Regions from separate parts of the Mus musculus genome. Here region 2 is linked to region 1. A link is a loop called in an ENCODE intact Hi-C map of the cell type or tissue named here. Cell type or tissue: heart. All regions are shown on one strand.

What was found. Peaks named below come from ENCODE experiments on the same cell type or tissue, not always from the same donor. Only the 100,000 strongest peaks of a DNase experiment are listed, where the experiment ranks them.
Region 2: it touches region 1 in a loop (2.3-fold over the local background); 2 of 42 quality-filtered maps call a loop at or near these places.

What each region holds. Positions count from the first base shown.
Region 1 is chr3:30,103,456-30,107,455 of GRCm38, forward strand. The region is part of intron 2 of Mecom (MDS1 and EVI1 complex locus); the gene reads right to left. Among named protein-coding and RNA genes, the nearest start is that of Mecomos, 86 kb to the left of the region's middle. In heart, no CTCF peak of the experiment used is centred here; DNase peaks (open chromatin) are centred at 2,196 and 3,206; H3K4me3 peaks cover 1,380 bases; H3K27ac peaks cover 3,239 bases.
Region 2 is chr3:30,242,426-30,246,425 of GRCm38, forward strand. The region is part of intron 1 of Mecom (MDS1 and EVI1 complex locus); the gene reads right to left. Among named protein-coding and RNA genes, the nearest start is that of Mecomos, 220 kb to the left of the region's middle. In heart, no CTCF peak of the experiment used is centred here; DNase peaks (open chromatin) are centred at 2,336 and 3,676; H3K27ac peaks cover 1,591 bases.

The sequences.
Region 1 (4,000 bases):
CAAGCTTCAAAAAGGAATAGCTAAAAAAAGGCCCCATGGAGGGAAACTAGCAACTATTTAGGAATATATATTCATGTGTTATAAGCAAGGCTTTAATAGAAAGTTCTGAAATTTCAAGTTTTCAAACTTGAAGAGATGTTTATATTTTTGTAATAAATTGACAGAGTTATGATTTCTGGGTCATAGCCTACATTCATCTATTAATGCAATTTAAGAAATTGTATTTTTTAATAAGAGGTTGAGAAAACCAGGATGACTAGTTATAGTTTTAGATTGTCAGGAAATTAGTGACAAATAGCTATGGATCCTGCAAAAAATGCATCAGCATTTGGGGGAAACATAGGACACTCATTTAAGTCTATTTGTGTTGATATAGCAAACTCAGACTTAAAAAAAAACAAAAAACAAAAAACAAAACAACAACAACACAAAAAAAAACCCATGGTTTTCTGGCTTCATTTGTACTTTAGGTAGAAGCTTTTACAACAAGAATTCAACTACTGAAGTTCATTTCCTGCCTTTAATTCTAAACGAGCAATTTGCTGATAATTTCCTGTCTACATTTTCATAAAGTAGAAAGAACAGGACTGCTTAAGCTTAATGTTTCAGTGACCAAATAAACTTCAGCAAGCAGAGCTTAGGAAGTGGGACAGCTATCTGGAAACTCGGATCATGATTATAAAATCTCCGCATGCTATTTATCTCCCCTAAACGCTTAAAAATATTCTGAAGGAAGGCCTTAGTGATTACTTCTTTGACCCCCAAACAAGCAGAGCAGTATGGCTTGTCTCAGTGGACCCTGAGCAATTCAAGTCGAGGGGTAGGAATCCACTGAACTGTGTACCTCTTCAGGAATGAGAAATAGCCTCAAGTGCGCTCTCTCTCTCTCTCTCTCTCTCTCTCTGGCCTGGATGAGGAAACTTTTTGATTTGAACTCTTTACACCTATATACTGATGTTTATCAACCCTTTGGAGTTCACATTAAAATAGAACATCACTAGAAAGCATCCTCTGAAATCTAAATTGGGCTGTCAATTAAAGGTGAAGAATGACTTTGTATTATTGCTTTAATGTGAAGCACCTTCTTTGTCCTGTTGAGGTACAATCATCTTCCATCCGAAATCCATTATAGCATCTGCAGAAAGCTTAGGAAGTTCACACTGGCCAAGGCTCAGAAGAGGGCCTGATCATAAAATCCACAAACTGTGGGGACAACTGACTAAACGTTAACAAGTGGCAGCTTGTGGCACTGCCCACCCCCAGGTGCCCAGCAGAGGTACAAGGGAAGTCAGATACTAATTACAAAGGGAGGTTTTTACTAGGCAGATTTAAGGGCCACAGATGAGCCAAATCCCGTTTTTTATTATCTACTGTACACTTAGCTAATGCTTTCCCCTATGAGGAGGGCTTAAACAGTAAGCACAAATAGCACAATGAAATTCTAATACTCTCCCTGTGTGGACCTGGATTATTTCAGCCACCAGCAATGTGAGTAGCTGCAGGTGTTGCACTAAATAAAGTAATATAAAGTGTCTAAATTGCAACTCTGGAAGTACTGTTTCAAGCCCCTGTCTGCTTTTTATTAACAGTCGGATTCCTTACTATCAGCAGCCACAACTACCTCTACCCTGTTATTCAGCAACAATATTTTGATAGGCACAGATCTATTAAAAATCACTGTTGATATTTTGTGACCATAGTCATTTCAGAGTTGAATAAGCATTCAATCTTCTCACAGAAGGGGAGAACGTAAACTTGCGATCCAGGAAAAGAGGAAGTCAGGGGTTACGGAGGTGCAGAGGCCACGGAGAATGAAACAGACCCCCTCCATCAAGCCGAAAACTTGGCAGCCTAACTAGAAACAGACCAGCCCTAAATCTTAAGGTTCATGAGCTCTTAGTAACATAATTAACCGAAATAAAACTAATATTCCCGTGTTGAGTTTCAGCTTAACAGACATCAGCAGCTCCAAGGGACTGCACCAGGGACGCGAAGTCGGAATGAGAAAATGCTTGCCTTGTTTAGGGACCGAGTCTGAAGGTAGGAAGGAGCACTCTCTAGCAAGTCCACAAAGTTTCTGAAGCAAAGAAAAGCTGTGTAGGCAGCCAGCTGTCCGGTTTACATTCCCTTCCTACTGTGAAGCAACACTTTGGAGGGAAGGTGTGGGTCACTCATTTGAAATTTCAGACAGGGCAGTGCTGGAGATGTCCAGTGCATGTGTTCTTAAGGAAGAAAACCCGAATTCCCAGGGGGAAACGCTGAACAGGAAATGTCTGGCCACTGGTTGCATCACGAGATATCAAAAGAATTTCACTTTGGCTCCTTCACTGCATCAAGTCAGGACATTCTTGATTTTTTTTTTTAAATACTCACTAAGCTCCTACAAAATGAACTAAGAAAAAAAATAGTGATATCAAAATGTTTCTAAAAGTTTCCAGTGTCTGAAATAGAGAAATAGAGGGGAAAAAACAAAAAACAAAAAACAACCAACAATTTAGGAAGAAATGCAGAGTGTTAGTTCTGAGGGATTAAATAAACAACATTAGTATCTGTGGATAGCAGTCAGGAAATTCCATTTATCTGATGAGCTGTTGGCGACCTAAGAAGTGTTTCAGCCCCCAACCCCCACTGTGCCCACAGACTTCTTTTTGCAGGAATTTTTATGCTGTTTTGCTGCAGATAGTGTGCATTTACAAGTAAAGATGCATTTACAAGTAAAGAGGAGACTAAAAAGGATTTCTTTCCTTTTCTTTAAATTGATGTCCATTTATATACCTCAGCTCAGGAAGTCCACAAATTCAGTCTCTAACTGGGAAGAGTCTTGTCACAGGACTGCCTGGGGCCATCAGCCCTGGTTTCTTTTCTTTCTTTCTTTCTTTCTTTCTTTCTTTCTTTCTTTCTTTCTTTCTTTCTTTCTTTCTTTCTTTCTTTCTTTCTTTTTTTTTTTTTTTTAACAAGCTTCTCTTTTAACACTTAACACCAGGGATGATTTAACAGAAAGTGTCTCAAGTCTGAGCTACAGCCCCTTTAGACTCTACCCAAACAAAGGTACTAATGTGTGGTCAGTTTCTTGGCAGCCCCACTCTCTGCTGATAACGTTCCTGTTTGGTATTCTCCAAGGAGTTGGCTGCTGGAAGTTGCTCGAACCTCATCCCTTGCTGCTCCGGGTGCGGGCGATGCTCCGACTGCGCGGCGCCAACCACAACATGCTACCCACCGTGAGAGAGCAGGACGCGGGCCGCTCTAGTCAGGACTTATCGTCTATCATACTGATTGACGAAACCAAGAGTGAGCAGAAAAAATAAACATGAACAGAGGCTGCAGTGTATGAGCCCCGTCAGCTGGGAGTTTTAGTATTTGGCCTTGGCGATCCCACTCTCCTGCTAGGTTATCTTTCCCGTGTGCTATCATTTATCATAACTTGGAGGGGCCAGGGGGGAGAAAAAAAACCTTGGACTTTTCTATTGGCTACATTCATTAGACAACTTTCTTTTTAATGCCCCCGCCCCTTCGCACCAACCCCTACCCACACATAATAATAGCATCCTTTTATATATTCCCCGAAGAACGTTGATGAAATCGAAATATGGTTCATCTCCTTTATTCCTGCTCCACATAGATCACGGCAAGTAATTAACCTTTGCTGGCCCATCAAATCTAGAATGCAAACCTGCATGTCAGTCTACTTCAGTCGGGCGCAATAATAAACCTGTACCTCTCTCTAACAAGGAAACTCAGTAAACATCCTGGATGTTGGTCACTGACTTGGGTAGCTAGTATCTTCTTTCTTAAGTAATGGCACTTGACTTTTTCAGACACAAACCATGTTTTGTATTGGTCTTGACAGCCACTATAAAGTACCCCCCAAGTGTGAGTAACAAAGATGATTTGTATGTGGCCCGCAGTCCTCCAGGATTCTAATAGCTTTCTCATTCCAGCCCAGAAAGACGGAACACAGGGTAGCTGGTTAAAGCTGATACAAGCGTTTCTTCTCTCAGCA
Region 2 (4,000 bases), 140 kb after region 1:
AAAGACTTCCTACATATTGCTCTCACCGATTGAGCACATTTACAATAGGAAAGTATCAGGTAGGGCGTGTGGCATACATCAGTGGGCCCATAAAGATAAATAACCCTTGTAACTTCTTGGAGCTGCGCTGCCTCCAACTGTAATTTGCTTCATGTATCCTTTGGTTGTGTCATTAACTCGATGAGGACAGGGAGAAGAGCTTATTGTTTGAGGCAAATGGCTTGGGAAATTCTACTGAAAAATCAACCCCTCCAATTCAAACCGTAAGCGTTCTAATGTCCCTAGAGACCAAGCAACAGCCCACACTTCAATTAGATTCTACTTATTTCTGTAGCTGTCTCAGTAACTACCCAGGTTTGCAGTTTGTAAGAGTTTTGTTTAGAAGATACCAGAATCTAAGGGGGGGGGGGATTGAAAGCTTATTACCAATAATAACAGTGCCCATTGCTGCATAAATACACTCATTGCAATCCAGTGGGGGGAAAGTGATGTGAAAAATAATTTTTCATTCTTCCAATGTAGAATCTGGCAGTAAAAGACACAGAACAGAATCTCTACAGTCAGCAACTGTTCGAACCCAATCTTCGCTTTCTCACTTAGGCCTTTTACTTTCTTTAAAGATTTTATTAGGAGTCTGGGTCGTCAAAAGTCTGTCTCCTGTGTAAACATTCTGTTGTTCAGCCTTTTCATTTGATAGTGTTTTGTAAATACTTTTCTCTTTTTTCCTATTTGCTAAACTTATGTGCAATTGCTACACATTCTACCATTATAGGGATCCAAAGGAAGTGTGTCTATAGTACTCGGGTTTTTTGTTTTTTTCTTTTTAATCCCAAAACTGTCAGTAAAACAAATACCCTCTATATAGATATTTACATTTATCCATTTCAATTTTTCTTAGATGGGATCCCTATTAAAACCTAGTGAGTATTGGCATTTCTTTTCCAAATATATTTATCAATTTATACTATTACCAGTCATACTTACAGGTTCCAATGTGTGCTGTTTTTCATTTTTATCAGTAGGAAAACTATTTATCAGTTGTTTCCTTAATCTATACCTTAGTGATTACTAATACTAAATATTTTATCAGTGACTCATATTTCTTCCATTACATATTAGGCATAGCTTTCTCTCATTTTTTTAAAATGGGCCTCAACTCTTGTCTGATTAATGGCAAATTAGCCCAAGGATAAAAATCTTACTCATTTTCTCTATAGTTTTCTATTTGATACAGTCATAGAACTTTCTATCATTAGTGGAACTAAGTTCACTAAGTTGTCTTTGTGGGTTTTTTGCATTTTCTTAGAAAGTCCTCACCTATTCTGACCAGGGTGAGGTACTCTCCCTTATTTCCATTGAGTTTCATGGTTGCTTTTCTTCCGGCCTTGGATTAGCAGTGATTTACTACTCAGTGAAAAGCAGAGGAAAAATGATTTCATTTATTTGAGCTCCTGTGAACGGCGGGCTAGGAAAAAAAAAATGCCATTTCACTCATAATTCTTTGGCCCTTATTTGCAAGGCTGGCCTGAGTTGCTTTCTCTTTTTGTGGGATTTATATAACTCACCAGTTGTTTCTTTTGGCTCCTCTGCTTAGTTTAACTGAAAATCTTCTGGGCAGATGCCATTCAAGCTCCTGAGCTTCACCCATTAATAGCATTCAATGGCCATCAAAATGCTTATCACTCCATGTTGTCCTTCCTGTCGGTATCGGAAATGTTTTCCTCTCTGCTCCCCGAGTCAGTCCATTGATAGAAAGTGTTCAGAGACTAAGGCAGTATTAATGCTAACGTTTAAAGCACAAAGCTCGACTTTAGCTAAAACCATGAAACCATGTTAACTTGGCTGTACAAACTTGCGCACAATATGCACATCCATGTGCATTTGCTAGCAATAAGTGGTGTGTGTGTGTGTGTGTGTGTGTGTGTGTGTGTGTGTGGTACTTAGCAGCTCCCTAATCTTAAAAATAGGCTGAGACAGAAACATGATTTGGGATCTCAGGCAGACTGGTTGAGATCATAGCTGTGTAAAACAGCTGCCAAGAGGAGCCCGACTAGGGAATTGAACAGATTAGGTAACTCAGAAATTTAGACATTTCCCCCCATTATGTTTCTTGTTGCAGTTTTGTAATAAAAACACGAGCAAACTTCAAAGGAAGCTCTGTAGTAAAGGTTAATTGCCACTAAAGAAGAGGGTGGGCCCAAGCACCAGTACTTTGTGCCCAACTCCCAGGCAGACAGGAAGGATTACACGTGGCTGAACGCAGACGATGTGTGCCCAGCATCAGGAGAGGGAGGCTTAGCCAAACCTCAGGCCCCACCAGGGACCTCCAGGGAGTATGTGAGCATAGAGCCATGAGTCTGTGAGTCCATGCACGCTTACCAGTGGTCGGGGAAGGGAGGGGGAAGACTGCAGTTTCCTTTCCAAATTAAAACAGGACATGCTCTCCGTCCCTCCTCAGGACAATTCCTGAGTGGTGACAGAGGCGTGCTGATGAGAAAGCAAAGGACCTCAGGGGCCAGCTCTTCTCCACCAGCAGCAGAGCCCTCCACTGAACATGTGAGGAAAGGGAGGAGCCCAGGTAATACCAGATGCACAAACCGAGCAATGAACTGGCCATTGAAGCACTCTGTGAAAATGTCCCCAGGAAAATGAAATTTCACACTCCCAATGAAAGGAGGAAAGGAAACTACTAAGATGAGGAAAATAGATGCTCATGGAGCTGACAAATAGGCTGTAAAGGATTCTATGGAAATCCAGCAGCATAGATTTGGAAGCAGAGGTCTGTCCTATAGAGGTCATTGTCTTAGAGAGGTCACCCATGGGCAGTCTTCAAAGCACCATGATCCCAGAAAAGGGTGAAAGGCAAACACTCGTCATGTTTCAACTCTGGTCCATGTGTGTGACATCTGAGTCTCTATGGCATATTTGTGCCCTAGCCTGCTGACATGGCTTGGCATGTGGAATTTTCCTAATGGTCTTTCAAGCTCCTTTGACTCTCAGTGTTTCAGTTAGCTTCCTTGTTCTGACCTAATCCATTTCTTCCCTCTGGGCCTTGCTACCTGACAGTATTCAAAGCACTTCATTAGTCTGCTGTCAGAAAGATCCAGAATGAGAGAGGGTTGGGAGAGGTAGCAACAGACAGGGCCAAGAGTACAATAGGAATTGAAAACAAATAGCAAATATATACATAAATATATTTCTCATATTATGGTATAGGCCTTGCTAAGCTTCTCTTAAATGGCGATGGAAAGAAATTGCTAGAGCCTTTTGGCATCTATTTACAGAATCCAAGAAAACAAAATAGAGACACTAACGTTCTGTGGGTAAGGCCTAGAGGGAAAGCATGACCTGGTTAATGTTTGGTATATTTTGTTGTTGGTGAGCCTAGTCACCAGTCTATACTGGAAGGCCTGGTAGGACCAGACTCCTTACATGCCCGTCTGTATTCCTTTCACAATGCAACATTTGCCTGAACTCTCTTTTAGCACTACAAAATTTTAAGAGATTTTTGGCAACCTCTGACCTACTGGCTTTTTTTCATAAGCCTTTTATATCCCCAAAGTGGCTTTGCTTCCAATCCATTTAAAGTAGAATAGAAATGCCGGTATTTACATCACAGCTTACTGGCAGGTCGCTTCTCAGGCATCTGCAGTGAGCAGAGTACGGCCTTTCAGCGTTCAGGCCCTATCTACAGCAATTATTTGCCAGCATATCTAAAAGAAGGCAGGCATTTCCTGCTGCACACAAATGGGACACTCTTATCTAAATCACTGTTTAAACAGGTATTTAAGAAAACACTATCACAGGCAGGAATTTACTGATGACGGAACACACTGGTTTAGGGCTGGACTGGATGGTTAAGGACTAGCCATTGTCAAGAAAGGAAGTATATCAGCATGAGGAAGGTATAGAGAATATTTCACAACTCCCCAGGGGTCAAGATGGAGGATCATAAACTTGGGAAAGTGGCCATGAAAAAGGCAGTTGCCTTGAGGTTTCC